Regions from separate parts of the Homo sapiens genome. Here region 2 is linked to region 1. Evidence: read pairs that join two places in POLR2A ChIA-PET (ENCODE). Cell type or tissue: CD4-positive, alpha-beta T cell. All regions are shown on one strand. Links, peaks and the distances in the headings refer to the core of each region. The heading gives the core; the rest is flanking DNA.

Region 1 (8,325 bases), core at 188-8,187:
CATGCCATCAATCAGCAAATGTCCCTGGACCCCTAATGAGCCCACTGAAAGTTCAAACGGTAAATAACGAACAGATAAAGATCTTGCCCTAAAATCGCCTACCATCTAACCAAAGGGGCAAGATCAAAAGGGAAAGAAAAATAGTATCAATATGGAAAAATAAATGTACTAATTGCTGTAGTGTTTGTGGGCAAAGAATGCAGCTGAGAAAGTGCAGCCTCGTGGAAAGGGCCCCACGGAAGGGAGTCCAGAGGGTTGGCCTCACACTCTTCCCCTTCCCGCTTTATGACCACGAACGTAGTCCTTCAGAACCTTTGTTTCTTCATCAGCAAAGTGGGGGAGGGGAATAATCCTGCCTTCTTCTCCAGTTTATTAGAGTAATTAAATAAGATTATAGATGTGGGAAGGCTCCTATTAAGATCAATGTCTTAAACTATAAAATAATCTACAATTTTCCTTGTCATTATTATTACTGATAACAACAAAATGAGGGGAAATAAGTCTAGAAAATGCATCATCTGCCTGTTCCATTAAAAAGAGACAGAGGCAGAGATGGAGCTGGACACAAGAATTCAACCAGCCTAGGACTTTGTTCTGGCACCTCAGTGTATATTTAAAGTCCTGTATAATAACATAGAAGTAATCATGGTTATCGCTTATTTGTATTGATGGATTTAAGGTGGGCTTTTTATTTCTAAGGTTTGGATACATCTAAGAAAATAGCATACTTCCTAAGATACCATTTGATTTTAATTTTCAGAGAGCTGATCACCAATTTGGGAGAACTTTGTGACTGTATGTTTGGTATAATTCCTTTAGAGATCAATTTGATGATGGAGAAATAATCCTCACATTATCCACATTATCAGATGTCTAGATAAGATAGGAAAGGTAACTTTATCACAGCTGTGTGACCCATGATGGCCTAGGTAGCTGAGTGAACCAGAAGTCTGAACTTGGAAACTAAGTTGTAAAGTTCTTATGAACTTCCTAGGGCTTCCTGAGCCTCCCCCCACCTTTAGATGCCAAGTCTCTTTGCAAATTCATATCATTCCTGCAAACAGAAAATAGTATTTAGAATAATAAGATGTTTTTCAAATTTTCCTTCAAGGGTCCTATGAGCTGGCCTGATAAATTGTTTAACTTTGAAGGGAATTTTGAACAAATAGGACAAGACAATCGAAACACGTATCTAGAATTAGGACATGGTTGATCCCGAAGTTCTTAAATACTGAAACCTCCTTGTGGTATGCAGAGGCCAAATTGATCATCTTTAGGCAGAGATTCCTTAGACATGATCGATGAGGCTATCCATCTAGCGTAACACTGAGACTTTCTTGTGTAAACCCCTCACACCCACTAAACAGGAAATGCAAGCTACTAGAGCTGAACATTCAACCACCCCCTAAGTCCCCACCCTCCACCCCCGCCCAGCATAAGAACATTATTCTTTGCTTTCCTTTCCGAAGAGCTGTAGGCATTCATTCATATATGCAGAGCAATCAGACATCATTAGACAAAGAACACCTGATAATAATTCTCACATTTTGGAATCTTAAGAAACTTCCAATGAAAGGGGTGATACGAGTTGGTAAGCCACAGCTTTTGGCGGTAGCATGAGCCCTCTGGCTTCTGAAACCCTAGAGGCCACAGATAAGATACACTCTTGTAGCAGGCTTGTCATACTTGAAATTCTAACTGGTAGCTTGATATCCTGAGTTGCTTTCTCACTTGAGCAACTTTGGTTGAGAATGTAGGAACCTGGAAAGATTTCTTGAGACATGCTCATTTTAGACACACCCAGAAACATGCCAGGTACAGATGACAATTTCCACTATAGGTAAAACATCTCAAAACAGAAGCCTAAGCTGACAGTGGACCAATAACTGCATTGTTTATTGGTTTCCCAAGGCAAATGTTCAGCAAATTCTGTATATATAATCAACAGAAAATTTTGTTCAGATTCTAGAAAAGATAGCTGCTGTTTTGTATATGTGTGTACTTTCTGCTATAGTAGTATTTGCATAAGTTAAATATTTTCAGTGCAATTTTTATTAGTTTTCAAAATGCACTTTTGTGGGTATCTGTGTGTATGCAGGTGTGTGGGGAGAACCATGAACAAGACAAAGACCCCTTGTCACTGAGGGCAGAGCCTGACTCAGCATCCCAATACAGCCCCTGGTTTGCATTCTTCCCAAAGGAGGCACATTCTAACAAACAAACAACCATGCCAAGCCTCCGACCACAAACCCAACCAAACATTTTCAAAAAGATGTATATATTTCTGTGAAAGAATATGGATATCTTTCAGTGCTCAAGAGGCAGTATTCTGCAGTAGATCTAACTCAAGTGGATAGGGACTTCGGAAAGCCCTTTTTCAAACTGAGTTTGTTGAATCCAGCTAGCTACATGGAAGGGATGGCAGGGCTCAGTGGGAGCAGGACACAGTAGGGGAGGCCAGGGTGCAAGCTCATCCACTCCCTCATCTGTAAAATGGGTTAGTTCCCTGACCACCTCACCACACTATTGTCAGGCCTCCTTCACTGGGAGCTGAAAAAGACAAACGCTGAAGCAGAAAGGAGGGTTTTTACAAACAAGGCTTGAATGATAGACACATATGGGGCATGCGTCTCCCATCACAGCCCCCACCACACCGGAACACGAGCTCTGTTCAACATGGTCCTCCTCTCTAATGTCTATGAGTTCTAGAACTTGAACAAATCTTTGTCAAGAATGTAGTCCAGCTCTGTCTCCAAACCATGAACTCATCTGTGAACAAGACATTTCTATTTTCCTTTATCTTTAAAAATTTATTTTAAATGAAATAAATGATGCATGAATGTATTCTGTAGAAAATTTAAATAGAGATCGAGGAAAAGCCCTCTTGCCTCAGGGTACCCCATAATCTCACTTCCCATCCTAGAAATGGCCATCCAGGGCTTATTGAGGTACCTAAGATAGCTTATGTGAATGATGTCACTTTTAGCCTTAGGAAATGTTCTTTTGGGCTCAGTTCCAGTTACTTTTGTTGTGAGGTTCTTGTGGAAGGTTCACTTTCTATCTACCTGCAGACAAATGCTCGGAGCTTATGATATATAACATCAAGGGCTTGCTTGGCTGTCAGAAGTAGGATTGCTTAATCAAAACCTGTGTGGAAATAGCCTGTTATCTCTATGGACTTAAATGGTCATCAGCAGTTCCCCAAATTCAAGACTCCCATGACAATACCATTGAGTTCTGAAGCTGGAAGGGATCAACAAGACGAGGTTCTACCATTGTTTGAGCCTTAACAAGTCATGGCAAGGTTTTACCTTAATATTGTCATTATTACAGTATAATTTTAGAAGAATGAGTTTATAGGGGAGCAAACATTCTCCATGCTCCCCTTAACGTCACCCTGCTCTCCTGACTTAAGTGCCATCCGCCTTATTTTATAGAAGAAAATACTGAAACTCAAGACCCGCTACCTGGGCAGGGGAGGAGCAGAGACCAGAACCCTGGACCTCTGGCTCCATGCTGTTTCTACTCTACACTCCATCTTCCACATCTGCTTTTTGCTAATATCCCATAGCTAAGAAATAAGATATAAACAATGCCTTGAAATACAAGACAACCAAGGCCTCACCTTTCTCTCATTACTCAAATGATGCAAAGCCCGAAGCCCTCTCCACCTGACTTCATCCACTACCGCCTGAGCTCTCCAAATGCTTCCAGGTGGGACACCCAAGTTCAAGGCCCCTTTGATTCCTGGTTATCTTCTAGCTGCTGAGCCTCTGCATTGTATAGCGTGAACAGAGCCCAGCTTTGCAGCCAGAAAGATCTGGCTTTTACTCCTGGCACCCCACTTCAAGCTGTGTGACATTGGACAAATCACATATCCTAGCTCAGGCGCAGTTTCTTTACCTGTGAACCGTCTGTCCCACCTACCTTAAAGAGTTGCCATGAGGGCCAGACAATGCAATGACTAAGAGCGCTTTGGAAAGGAGAATGCTGGATGCAGGTGTCGTCGTTATTAGTGTCCAGCCCATCCTTTTTATGTGCAGCTCTGTGAAGACATCTTCCCTTGATGTCAGAACCAAAAAACCCAAGCAAAGCAAAGACCCAGGGCTACATTTCTGCTCTGGAGTCTCTTGTATGACAGTATCTATGTTGGGCTTTTCAGTGTGTAAACCGAAACAAAACAAAACAAAAAAGAAGAAAAATCAGCAGCAAATACTGCTTGGTTTTGCATTTTCCCTTCTGTTTTCTGATTAGAGTCTCTATGGCTTATGAGTGCAGAGAGAACCTCAAAAGATCATGTTTGCTGCGGATAAGCACCAAACTCGATGTTTATCAGCACTTATCTCCTGCAAACTCACTCTCTGGAGGCTTCAAAGGCTGAGGGAGATCTCTTAGCCTTGCTCTGAGGAGACAGGCAGGCACTCCTCCCCGGGGCTTCAGCTGCAGGTGTGGCCCAATAGCACTTGCTCCATTCTTAGGAACGTGGTTCTCTTGCTCTTCCCCATGCAAAAAAAGGAAGCAGCAGGTTTACTGAAGGTATGGGGATGAGCTGTGGGGTAGAGGGAGCAGGAGAAGAAAACAAGTATTTTAAAACAAGCCCGGAAAGGCTGAGAAAGTAGGTAGAGAGGGAAAGGGAAAGGCACACTCCTTACGCTCCTGCTGCCCCCACCCCTCAACCCCCCTGCCCCACCCATCTCAGTCTTTAATCTGCCAAACAAGCCCGTGAGCCTTCAAAAGGCATTTTAATTCACTTCATCTGCTCCCAGCTCACCTTCCCTACCTCCTTTGGGTCTGCCCACTACTCTCCATTCCCAAGGATTGTTGGCTGAGAGTGGGACAGTGGGAGGGAGGGAGGCAGTGGTGTGGGCAGGGGGAGCCAGCATTTTATTAGGCTGTTGAATTTGATTTATTAGGGGGGAAAAATCCTTCGCTTGCTTGCCACACAGGTTATTCTCAAAGTGAAAACTCTATTTTACTTCGAAAAAAAAATGGTGAAAGTGCCTACAGTTATGAATGGAGCTCTTTGTTACCTTCCAGATCGACAAGACAGACTGTTTGGTTCATGTCTGTGCACCAGCAAAGGAGTGTGGGGGCCTGGGAGACAGATGTGGCCTTAATTGCATGGAAATATTAGAAGATCGTTAAGGCATTTTGACAGGATTTTCCTCTAGCTGTGGGAGCAAAGGGCCACGTCTGAGCCGCATCAGGCCTGGCCAGAGCCACTGGCAAGGTCTCTCATCCCCACGTGTGAGGGACACATGGGCCTTGGTTCACGTGCCCTAATATTGGTAGGGAATAGATGTCTCCTTGTCACCAACTTCCACCCCACATCTCTGCCCCATAAGCGCAGAAAGCAATCTCCCAAGAAACCCTAAGGCCTGTAGCGGGAGTTGGAAGAGAAGCTACCTAGTGAAATAAATATTTGGGAATGTATACGCACAAGTACATGGACAGAGAGAGATCAGACCATCTCCAACCTGAAAGGTGCACTCCATAAGGCTCTCCAGGGACCCACACGGGCCTGAAAGAGGAAATGTTGTCACGACAAATTATGGTGTCTAAAGACAAAACCTTTTCTATCTATTCACTTCTTCCCTTTCAAAGTAACATTTGGTTACAGAAGTCATGACCCATGAGAGTCCTGTAATTAAGTCAGAGAAATCCTTAAACACTGTTGGCTCGCCAAAGAACGAGACCCCATAAATATGGTCAACCTTGTTTCTCCTAGGCTGGCCTAATCATGGTTCCAACATACTTTTAGCTCCCCACTTTTTCCCCCACTTGCCCTGGTTCATTTTCTGCATGCTCAGAGAATGCAAATATTTTCACATTAGCTTAAATTAAAAATAAGTAGGAGGGTTAGTCTGCTGGGAGGGAGGGAGAAGCCCCGCCCAAACTACAGTTCAGTAATCCCTTTGGGTTATGACAGCAATGTTTTAGATCAGCTCTTCCTCACTTAGATCAGACAATGTTGGCAGTCAGACCAGGAGTAGATTAGTATTATAGGGTCCTCCCTTCAGAGGGGTACACCCCTACAGCTCAGAGGCCACTTCTTAGAGTTGGGGTGGTAGGTGGTTGCTTAGATGATGTTTGGGCCTCAGCCTGGTGCTAATGGGGATGGGGACTAGGTGAACAGAAAGGAAGGCTGGTGGAGAGATGAGGAAGGAGAGAAGGTGCAGCCACAGAGATCCCGTTCTCATGCCAACGTTGTTGTTAACCCAGAGGGAAAAAGGGAAGAGCTCCCAGGCACGTTGGCACGCCAGCATCCCCAGGCTGGGTTTGACATTTAAGGAGCACCAGCAATGAGTTAAGGGGCTAAAGGCCCACAGTCTGCAAGCTCTGGTTTAAAATACAGTCACTCAGCCAGGCATGGTGGCTCATGCTTATAATCCCAGCACTTTGGGAGGCTGAGGCGGGCGGATCACTTGAGGTCAGGAGTTGGAGACCAGGCTGGCAAACATAACGAAACCCTGTCTCTACTAAAATACAAAAATTAGCCAGGTGTGGTCATGGGCGCCTGTAATCCCATCTACTCGGGAGGCTGAGGCAGGAGAATCGCTTGAACCCGGGAGGCAGAGGTTCCATTGAGCTGAGATCGTGCCAGTGCACTCCAGCCTGGGCAGCAGAGTGAGACTCCGTCTCAAAAGTAATAAATAAATAAATAAAATAAGACACAGTCATTCTGCCTACGGTGACTCTTCAGGCCAGAGCCCCCAGCCAGTCCGGATGCAGGGGCAACTTACTGTGGACTCTCTCTCCCGCCTTTCCAGAGGACTCCAGATCTAATGGGTGTTTCAGGACCCTGCAGTGAGAGCCACAACAATGGAGAAAGTGCCACAGTCAAGCCTTTGTGTCCCCTTCTCCTTCTTGCTGTGTGATCTGCAGAGGAGGGGATAAAAGGCTCATCTGAGGTCCTGGCTGGCTCTCTGTGACCAGAAAGTCCCTGAGCCAATGAAGTGTTAATGCCTTTGCCCCTCCCCCCGATTCCTGCTCAGTTCACGGCTTTCCTGTCCTCTGAAATCCCTTCCTTGGTAGCCAGTTGCACCACCTCTTTACTTCAAGTTCTGCCACCTTCTCCTGAGGCAATGGCTCCCTTGCTTGGTTGGTTTCTGGGATGCTGAGTGGGGGAGGCTGGGGAAGCTTGTGCCTGGACTGTCTCGGGAGCTCCCAGTGACGGTGACAATGCACTGCTTCCATTTGTAAATGCCATGTGCTTTCCAGAATGCTTTTGAGGACCTTATTGTTATTTCATCTAAGCTTCAAACATAGCATCGTTCCTACCATATTTAATTCAGACTCTTTTCTCCTTTCCTGTCGTCACTTCCCCATCTGTGTGCACAGCCTGTGTTTACACAGCAGGTTTGCCGCAGCTACTCACTTGTCCAGGGTTACCATGCATATTCCCATAATAATCTGCGTTTCACCCATTTAGCTCACTGTAGAAACTTAGCCAGTTCCATGGAGGAAAAGTCCCACAATTCTCCTAATCTCATAGTCATCAACAACGCCATTAAAATGATGGCATCATTTTTCCATAGACATATTCCTGGCTTTTATCAACAGTGCCCAGCACATAGAAGATATCCAATAAATATTTGCTAAATTAATGAATGCATCAGTGAATGAGTGTTCTTTTGTGTGACAAATCTGTTTTATGGCCCCATTGTGAGACAAGACATGTTAAAGAAATATCCAGAGTGACCTTTGCATGTTTCGAGGAGCACATAGTCTGGTCACCAAACACAAGTGTCCACAGCCTGTGCTCTCCAAGATGGTAACCACTCATAACATGTGGCTTTTTAAATTCAAATGAACTAAAGTTGACTAAAATTAAAAATTCAGTTCCTCAGTCACACCAGACACATTTCAAGTCCTCAATAGCCTCACAAGGCGAGTTGCTTCTGCATTGCATGGTGCAGATTTTAGAACAGTGCCAGCGTCACAGTCATCTCCCCTGGACCAAATCAGAGAATTCAACTTCTTTCTATGGAAATGAATAAGAAGTTTAGGTAAAGGTTTTTGTTTCTTGATCCTGATTTTATTTTAAGATTGATGCTGACGAGTATGCATTTGTTGGTTTTACGTGGAATCGTCAGCACATTTTACAGGCCATTCAGGCTGATGTTATACCTGAGAGCATTTCTGGTTCATGATTAAAAGAAGCAAGAGGACCACAAGGTTCCCCATGGACATTTTGCTCTCACAGTTTCCCAAGAGAGAAAGGTTTGAGAAGGTTGGCTTCACTGGCTTCATTGACTTTGGGTTTCTCATGAACATCACCAACCTATAATGAACATGGGAGATCTCAATCACACAGAAAACCAG
Region 2 (8,325 bases), core at 311-8,310, 51 kb before region 1:
TCTTCAAAATGCATGACATCAGGGTAGGATGCATTATCTGATATAGGAGCATCTACTGTTTTATTTGCAGTTGTTTGGAATAGCATGCTTGTTCCTTTGGGAGGGAAGATGATCTCCCCAAGAATCCCAAGAACAAAAATCTGGGGCAGTGGCTCTAGTCCTTCAGGCCCCCCCCCTCCCCAGGCCCCCTGTCTTGTTTTCCTAAGCAATGGTCAGGAATGTGGGGCGGGGGGCAGCCCAGCCCTCTGTGCCCAGCCCAGGCAGCCCCAGTCACAGTCCCAGGCTGGCCTTTCACCTCATTGCTCTCCCGGCTGCTCTTATTAAGCAGCAAAATGTTTCAATATGTGGAACTCTGGGGGAGGGATGGGAGAGAAAAATCGGGATATTGTTGAGAAGGAAATAACGAATAACCCTGCCGCCAGCCCTCATACCCCCCACGTGGGGAGATCTGGATGATAGGTGTGTTTTCTCCTGAAATGGAATCCTACTAATTGCCTTTTGGTCAGAAATGTCCAGAGCCAATTGGGGAAGGGGGTAGGGGGAGCAGGTACTAAATAAATTTTCTCGAAGGTTCCAGAGCAAAGCAGTCAGGGATCTGGGTACCCAAGAAGGAAGGAAGAGAACGCTTGAGAAACAGAAGCCAACTCAGAGTGGTGCAGGAAGCTGTGGGGTTTGCTTTTGCTAACTGACATACTCCCATCTCCATCCTTACCTGTCACCTCTCCCCTGCCACCCTGCCCCCCCCCCCACACCCAGGTTAGAAACAACTGTGAACAACTCCCTGTTGCCAGAGATCCACAGAGGAGAGTGAGGGGTGGGGTGCCGCCCACCCCAAAGCACAACCAACTCAGCAATGCAGATTCTATTTTGTGGGTAATGGCCCTGGGATTGGGCAGTGGAAAGGGCCCATATGAGCATTGACTCAGAAATCTGAGCCCCATTCGAGTGAAAGAATGAGCAACGTTCCAAATTTTAAGAAAACACAAATTTGACAACCCAGAAACAACTCCTTAACAAGAATGCTTTTAAATGTTTGAGGTTTTTTAAATTAAAACCTCATAATATGGCTATTTCTATGGCATTTGCAATCCACTTTGCTCTTATAGATACTGCCTAGAAAAAGTGGATCAAGAAGAGGTGTATTCTCGGTGGTGGTTGGGAGGGCGGGCGCAATAGGACTCAATAAGGGGAAGGAGTAACCCTTACGAAAGAAAAACATAAGGGCTCAAAAAGTAAAAGATAACTTCACCGATATCAAGTTTGAGGAATGATTACTTGCATATCGATAATTTGGAACTTTCAAAGAATAAATAATCAGCTCAAAGAAGCCTGGGTCTGCATGTCTTCTTTTGGCTTCGCTTAGTTGTATGTCTTTATTTATGATATGCGTTCATGATTTCTAGCGTTCTTTAAAGTTTCCTAGTAACACCGAGTGGTTTCTAGAAAAGCAGCTGGGGGCAAACTGGTGGCTGTCCTGTAAGAATAATTCATCAGACAGCAGTTGGAATATTGATAAGAAAGCGGAAATCAAATTACAAGAAAGGGAAAGAGAAAGGAAGAGGGAGTGGGACCCAGAGAGCTGGCGGGAGGCAGCGAAGGGGAAAGCTTCAGTGCACGCATAGCTCCTGCACAGCGGCTCCTGCAGCCCCCCAGGATGCGCCTGAGCTGAGGCTGCTTGTGGGCAGGCCCTAGAGAGAGGCAAACTTTGACTCCAGGCACGCAGCAGGTTTAACTCCTCACTGGCTGGGTTCTGGGAGCTCTGGGCACACAGGATAGGCACCAAGAACTAACACATCCTGGAGCTGCCCGGAGTTCCGCTCCTGCGGGCTTAGCAGGAAAGGGTGCCTAAGGTGAGTGCCCACTTGCGTCCGATCCTCTGGGGGCGATGCAGGGTCGGGGCGCCTCAGTGTGTCTCGCTGCTTGTTCTGGTTGCAGTCGGGAAATGTGGGACTTTGGGGTCTTCTCCTTTCTCCGGCTTTCTTTTTTCTCCTTCTTTCCTCTCTGTTTTCTTGTAAATTACACTTCGACTTTCAAAAAAAAAAATGTAGGGGACCGGTGGGGTCGCTGGGGTTGGGGGAGAGACTGAAGAAAGTGCGCCTGGGCGGAGGCGGCGAAGGGAATCTCTGGGCCCGAGGAATATACCTTGTCCCTGCACTAGTGTGTGTTCTCTTGTGGCTTGAGGAGCCAAAAAAAAAAAAAAAAAAAAAAAAAAGCTGGAATTTGTTAGTGGGGAGAAAAGTGCTTTATCAGAAACACATTGGCTGCCAGAGAAGCTGTGAGCCGCCACGTTAAAGATGGTTAAGAGAAGGAAGGAAAGGAAGAGGAGAGATACGGCCGCCAGACTGGGCTAAGTCAGGGAGAGACCCACTCACGCAGAGGCACCTGGCAACCTAGGGTGGCTTTTGCGCCTTCCAGCCCAAATTATCAGACCTAAGTAAGACTCTCCTGCCACTAAAAATGAGGACCTGACAGTCATTGTAGCAGTCTCTTCCCAAAAACCTATTTTCTAAGGGGCCTCCACAGACCTCCCTAACCTTGCGTTAGTCTTCCTCCGTCCCCGGGCCACCAGCAGGGAAGAGCAGCGCAGCTGGATGCTGGCAGAGAAAGGGTGGTGAGGAAGTCAAGCAGGTCTGTGCACTGAGGGGCGAGTGTTGGCAGCTCTGTAAGCTTCTGCTCCTCAGCCTGCAAGAAAGGGGAGTCCTACCTCTGTCCTGGTCGCGTTCTCTCCTCAACACGCACCAAGAACTAGAACATCCTGGTTTCCAGAACAAGCTGCGGGCATCCCCAGTTCGAAACTGCCCAGGCCCTGGGGGAGGCGGCAGTCTGATTTCGGGCAGGGGAGAGTAAAAGGACTGTAGGGAGGAGACCCAATGGTGTGAGGTGGCTCTCAGTTCTCACCGTCCCCTGGCCTGAAGCCCGGGGACGGGACTGAGGCGTAGGGAGAGTGCTCAACACCCAACCACTCGGACCCTCCCTCGCCGGACTAGGCGGATCTGAGCTTCCCAAACCCCTACAGTCTCTCCATCTGCATCCCCACTTCATCACCATCCCACCGTCTCTCCCTCGCTCCACTCGCGGGTAACCGAGGCTTCTCCCTCCCAGGCTGGTTCTTGGGCGTTCCCGACCCTTAGCTACCCACGATGTTTCAGACAGTCCCCGACACGTCGTCTTACATCAAGGTAAGACATGGCAGCGTCTTTAAACAGGTGATGACCCCCAGCTTCTACCCCACCCGGGCCTATGGTCCCTTTTCCCTTTCCCCGGGAAAAAGGGGTAGGGGTGGAAGTGGGCCCTACTCTCGGCTCGTGGATCTCAAGCTAGGGCGCTCCTGGCCAGATGAGAGTGGCACAGACCCTCGGGAATCCTAGGTTGAGAAGCAACGCTCCTGGCGGCTAGTGTTTGGGAAACTTGGAGCAGGAGAGCCTGGCGAAGCCTGTGCAGGAAGACCGAGCAGCTCGCCGCGTCAGGTCCCAACGGGTGGGGTGCTCTGAGCGGCTGGCGCACAGCGTGTTCCCTGCATTAAGCGCGTGCGCGCGCTTGTGTGTGAGCGCGTCTGTGCATGTGTGCATGCGTGCGCCTGTTTGCATGTGGGCGTGTGTATGTGGGGTTGTGTGCGGGTATGCGGGCGCCACGCGCTTCTCCTACAGGTGAGACACGCGCTCAGTCCTCGAGCCCACCTTCTTTGGCCCCGCCCGCCCTTCGGAAGCGCAGATTGCTATATTTGACAGCACATCGAAGGGTTTTGGTTTTTTTTTTTCTTTTCCACAACAGTTTCCAAGAATGTAAACAAACTGAAGCTGGGACACCTGGGTTACAAGTTAAATGAAAATCCGCTGGCTGGGTGGGGCGGGGAGTGCGCACCAGGAGGCCCTGCTCATGGGAGGGGCGGTGACTGGGTCCCCTCACGCCATGCAGCCGCGACCTGACGCCCTCCGAGTAGGGACCCAAAGCTTAGGACCATCTGAGTCAGTCCGAGAGCGGAGGAGGAAGGACTCTCCGCAGTGCTGCAAACACCCGCATACTTTTCCCAGATCTCTGCCCCGCCCTCCCCATCCTGAAGCCCCGCCTCCAAGTGCTCCCCAGACCGGTCAGTGAGGCCCAGCTGAGCTCCCTCGAGTGTCGGGCAAATGCCAGGGCAGTCCCTGGCCCTGTGTGATGGGATGCAGACTCTCGGGTCCTGTCCAAGGATTGCCAATTATGCGTCCAACCCTCCTCAGATCTCTCTAAAGGAAAACTTGTCACACGGACGCATCTTCCCGTGTGAAGCAGTCACTCGTCATTTCAGGAAGGGAAGGCCTAATCCTAGAGGCTTGGCCCAAAAAGGGGTGTTTCATTGACAATGCCTGAGTGAGTGAATGAATGAATGAAATACAGTGTAATTCATGTAGCAATAACCAGTGAATGGATGGATAGCAAAATGACTCCCAGGAGGTTACAGAGCATACTTTAAGGTTAGACTAAGGCGCGCACGGATTCGCTGTCCCCAGTTTTCCTGAGAAGTTTAGGAAGAGTACTCGGGTACTCCCACCACTCGGAGTACCCGAGCCCGGCAAGAGGAGCTCTCACTTCTAGCTCTGCACTGAGGATTGTAAATGGCCCCGGGGAGGGGAGCTGCAGTCTCTCTCCCACTCATAGGAACCCTCGAGTCCATACACACCCCGGGACCCAGGACCTCAGGGATGAGGAGCCCTAGAGGGGCACGTGGGAGCCCCGGAACCCGACTCAGGCCACGGGTCAGGGACAAAGCGGAGGCGAGGAGACGGCAGTCTGGGAGCTGTGGGCCGCCAGAGAAGCTGCTCGCTGCAGGAGCTCTTTTCAAGGTGGAAAAATGGATTTTTCAGCAGCCACAAAGTTTGTATTGTTGCACAAAGGGGTGCATTGATGGCGGCGAAAGGTCTGCGTGGCAGGGACAATCTTGAGTCTGTTCCACCGGCTCCCTCCATCGAACATTTGCCAGAGGGGCACAAACAGTTGCAGGCTGCCAAGCCCCTGCCGTTGTCCGGCAGGCACCCGGCTCAGGAGTTGTTGACAAACACCGCAGGCCCAGGCGCCCAGGCCCCATGAGGGAGGAGCCCAGCCTGGCCCCTAGGGGCCAAGGGTGCCGGCTCCACCGGGGTCACGATCTGAACAGTGGTCTGGGCTCTGAGGGGTCCCACAGAGAGGTAAAGGAGGTAATTGCCCACATAAGAGCGCTTTAGGTAGGAAAGGGGCAGGGAAGAACAAGGGAAAGGGAGAGAGGGAAGAGGGTGACACTTGGAGACACTGACATGCAGTAGTTGATGGATAACCGCAACGACATTCATAGCTACCTCTCAGATCTTACCTTCGCCAGCCGCTGCTCTAAGCGTTGTGTCTGTATTAGCTCATTTAATATTAACAACAATCTTAGGAGGTAGTCCATTCTGCAGGCGAGAAACTGAGGCATTGTGAGGTTAATGTGATGTGAGGGGCAGAGCCAAGATACATAGAGTAATGACAAAGTTGTGCTGGCTGCCAGGCAAGTTCTAAAGGCTTATTTCGTCTTTACAACAGCCCTTTGAGATAAGTCCTATTATAACCCCATTGTACAGATGAGGACAGTGAGGCACAGGGAGGTTAAGTAACTTGTTCAAGCCCTCAGAGCTAGTAAGTGTAGAGCTAGAATTCAAACCTAGGTGCGCTAGTCCTCAAACTGGAACTTCCGCTCCTGATATTTTGTTTAAGGATGGAGGCGTGGAGGGACCAGGAGACCCAGTGGAGTAACCCTGACCCGCACCTGCACGATGCCCGCGGAGTGCAAAGCACTTTCTCCTAGCGCGCAGAGCATATATCTGAAAGCTTCTCGCCCGTCCTCCGCCCAACACCCCCGCAGGACTGGCAGGGTCCTCCTTTTTTTCTCCTTGTGTACCCCCCAGGTTCCTTGCTCTAACTCCTTCACTTATCAGCCTGAGGATTGGGCCCAGGCTGCATTCTGAGGGAGATGCCGTCTTCCGCCTGTCCCCCGGACGAAAGGAGGTTGCTAGCCCCAGAATGTTCACAGTGACCCACCCCTAAGGTGGTCTTGCCGGCGGGTCTCGAAGCTGAGTTTCAAGACCACGGATCTGTTCTTAGAATGAATGCTGTTTGGGGCGGCTGGGAGGAGGGGGTGTGATGGAGATTGGAGAAGCTGAACCCACCTTGGCCCCATCCCAACGGCCCCATCTTGGATCCGCCACTGGGCGAGGGTCTGGACACCTGGCTGGTCTCCACCTCTTGTCAGCCTGCTCTCTCTGGTCAGGATTGGACTCCCTCGGGGTTTCCTCAGCGACGCCGCGTGGTCTGGGGGCTCGGAGACCCTCCTCCTCCCCAACCCGCCCGCCCCCGGCCCTCCCGCCGCCGCGGCCTCCCACGTAGCGTTCTGAACCCGCTCAGCGCTAAGGCAAGAACCAGCGTGGGGAGCGGGCCAGGCGAGCAGAGGCTCTAAATCTTCCTTCACTCTGTGAGTAGATGAAGTCTGAGAAACAAATTCAAAGCAGGCGCGCCTGCAGAGCCTTCCTGCAGAAATATTCCCCGGCATTCAAGCGCATCCAGGGGCGGCTTGAGCTGCCTTGTTTGGCTAAGGTCAGACGAGACTCGAGTTCTCCAATAAAAATAAATCTCAAATTAATTATGGCCTCGAGCGAGAGGCCAGACACTTGAAGCTGCATTTGTGCAGTCTGGAGTTTTGGCGCTTGCCCGCCCACCCCTCCGGTTTTCTCCCGCCCTCTCCTCCTCCCCCTTTGCCAGCTCGGATACCCGCTGCGGCCTCGCTGGACCAGAGGGGCATGGGAGGGGAGGACGAAGGACGGAGGGAGAGGAGCGGCCCGAGACATTCTGCCAGGCCTGGCATCCTGCGGAGTTTCAAGTGACGGAGCCACCCCTGGGTCTGTTACCCCAGGGACCAGGCTCAGATCGTCAGGTCCGCCCACCCCAAACCCAGTCTGGGGCCGAAGAAGCCCGGGAAGCCCGTGTCTGGAAAGTCTTGACCGGGTCAAAAGGGCTGACATTGAGCGAGCCAAGACACGTTTCGACCCGCCGCTCCCCTCCCGGGGGAAGCAGGACTTCCGCATCTTTGAAAATACTGTCAAGTGCGAATGGTGCGAGGCAAGTCGTCTCACCAGCGTTCCAAATGAAAATGCTCCAAATCCAAATATTTCCTGAGTATTCACGCCCATGTGCACGGTTTCTGTAAGTGACCCCAGACTTGGAAACATGTGGTGGGCTGTTTTGTTGTTGGGACATTTTTTTCTCCAGTTGGTAGCTTTTGTTTTAAATACTGGGAAGAGCTTCCTTGGCTGTGAGCTGCCTCTGACTTGAAAACCAGCCCCGAGCTGCTGGAAAGTGAGCTGTCGCCGATGGCACTCATACCAGCTCCTGTTCAGCAGCTCTGCCCAGTCTGGGAAAGGGCGAGGCCATTGGAGCCATGGTAAGCCAGGAAAGAGGGTGTGCACAAGTGTGTGGGCAGGGGCAGCCTTCCCCAAGCTGGGCCCAGAGACTAAGGAAAGAGGAAGGAGAGAAGAGAGGAGGGAGAGGAGAGGGAAGGGGAGGTCTGCCCCACTAACACAAGACAGTTTTCATTTGTAGGCCCTCACCGCAGGCTCTCTATCAATTTGTCTCAATGCAAACATTCAAAATATCCCCTTTGGCTGCTCGTGAAAACAATGTGAGCTGCCAGGATCAAACCATCTTTCCAGATGTCTGGTGGTAACCACATTAAACAGGGTAGACTTGTTTACTATTGTGCTTGGTTAGGGCGCTTCCCCCATCCCCTTTCAGGATTTAAAAAAGCAGCAGTAGCAGTGGAGTTGACCATCAAACCCTGAGTTACATAAAAGTGGGGCAAACTGACCTACGGGCATGCCAACACTGGATGGAGGAAATCCGAGATTCCCGCAGGCATCTAGTCAGAGTTAGGTGGGGTCTTCTTTCTGGGTGGAGACCTCTGTGAATGGACAGGAGCTTCTCCCAGGGGGCTGAAAATCGCCAACAACAGTGGCACCAGTGCCAGTCTGTGAGTCCCAAAGGGCCGGGGTGCCTGTGTCTATGCATCTAGTGGTGCCTGTGCCAGGCTCTCCACTACCCCCCGCCCATCTCCAAAACCATGAAATTGCCGTAGCTTTGGAGAAACAGAAAGTGCGATGGAGTTCCACAGTTAAAAACTAAAGGGCAAGTCTTCAATTTAATCTAGTTCCATATTGAATAATTCCAGTGGGGGAGGCAGCTGGTGCTGAAAGGAATTGGGGGACAGTATAGGAATGTTCGGGTGACTACTGATTAATGTAGTGAAGATGATCTGTCACTTGCCAGACCAACAGGAGTTGGAAAGAG

The links. ChIA-PET counts read pairs that join two places held together with the same protein. Peaks named below come from ENCODE experiments on the same cell type or tissue, not always from the same donor. Only the 100,000 strongest peaks of a DNase experiment are listed, where the experiment ranks them.
Region 2: POLR2A ChIA-PET joins it to region 1 with 14 read pairs; 13 of 35 experiments call an interaction of 5 or more read pairs at or near these places.

The regions. Positions count from the first base shown.
Region 1 is chr11:128,734,751-128,743,075 of GRCh38, forward strand. All of the region lies in intron 1 of FLI1 (Fli-1 proto-oncogene, ETS transcription factor), which reads left to right. Among named protein-coding and RNA genes, the nearest start is that of SENCR, 43 kb to the left of the region's middle. In CD4-positive, alpha-beta T cell, for the core only: no CTCF peak of the experiment used is centred there; DNase peaks (open chromatin) are centred at 1,381, 1,631 and 4,381; H3K4me3 peaks cover 821 bases; H3K27ac peaks cover 4,158 bases.
Region 2 is chr11:128,683,523-128,691,847 of GRCh38, forward strand. It overlaps SENCR (smooth muscle and endothelial cell enriched migration/differentiation-associated lncRNA), which reads right to left. Exons shown (of 3, transcript NR_038908.1): 3 at 8,150-8,325. LOC101929538 (a long non-coding RNA gene) reads right to left here and starts at 3,400. Exons shown (of 2, transcript NR_135072.1): 1 at 2,705-3,400. It also overlaps a transcript of FLI1 not described here. RefSeq lists an enhancer at 2,566-2,705 and a silencer at 3,463-3,662. In CD4-positive, alpha-beta T cell, for the core only: no CTCF peak of the experiment used is centred there; DNase peaks (open chromatin) are centred at 2,659, 3,539 and 3,999; H3K4me3 peaks cover 2,060 bases; H3K27me3 peaks cover 4,013 bases.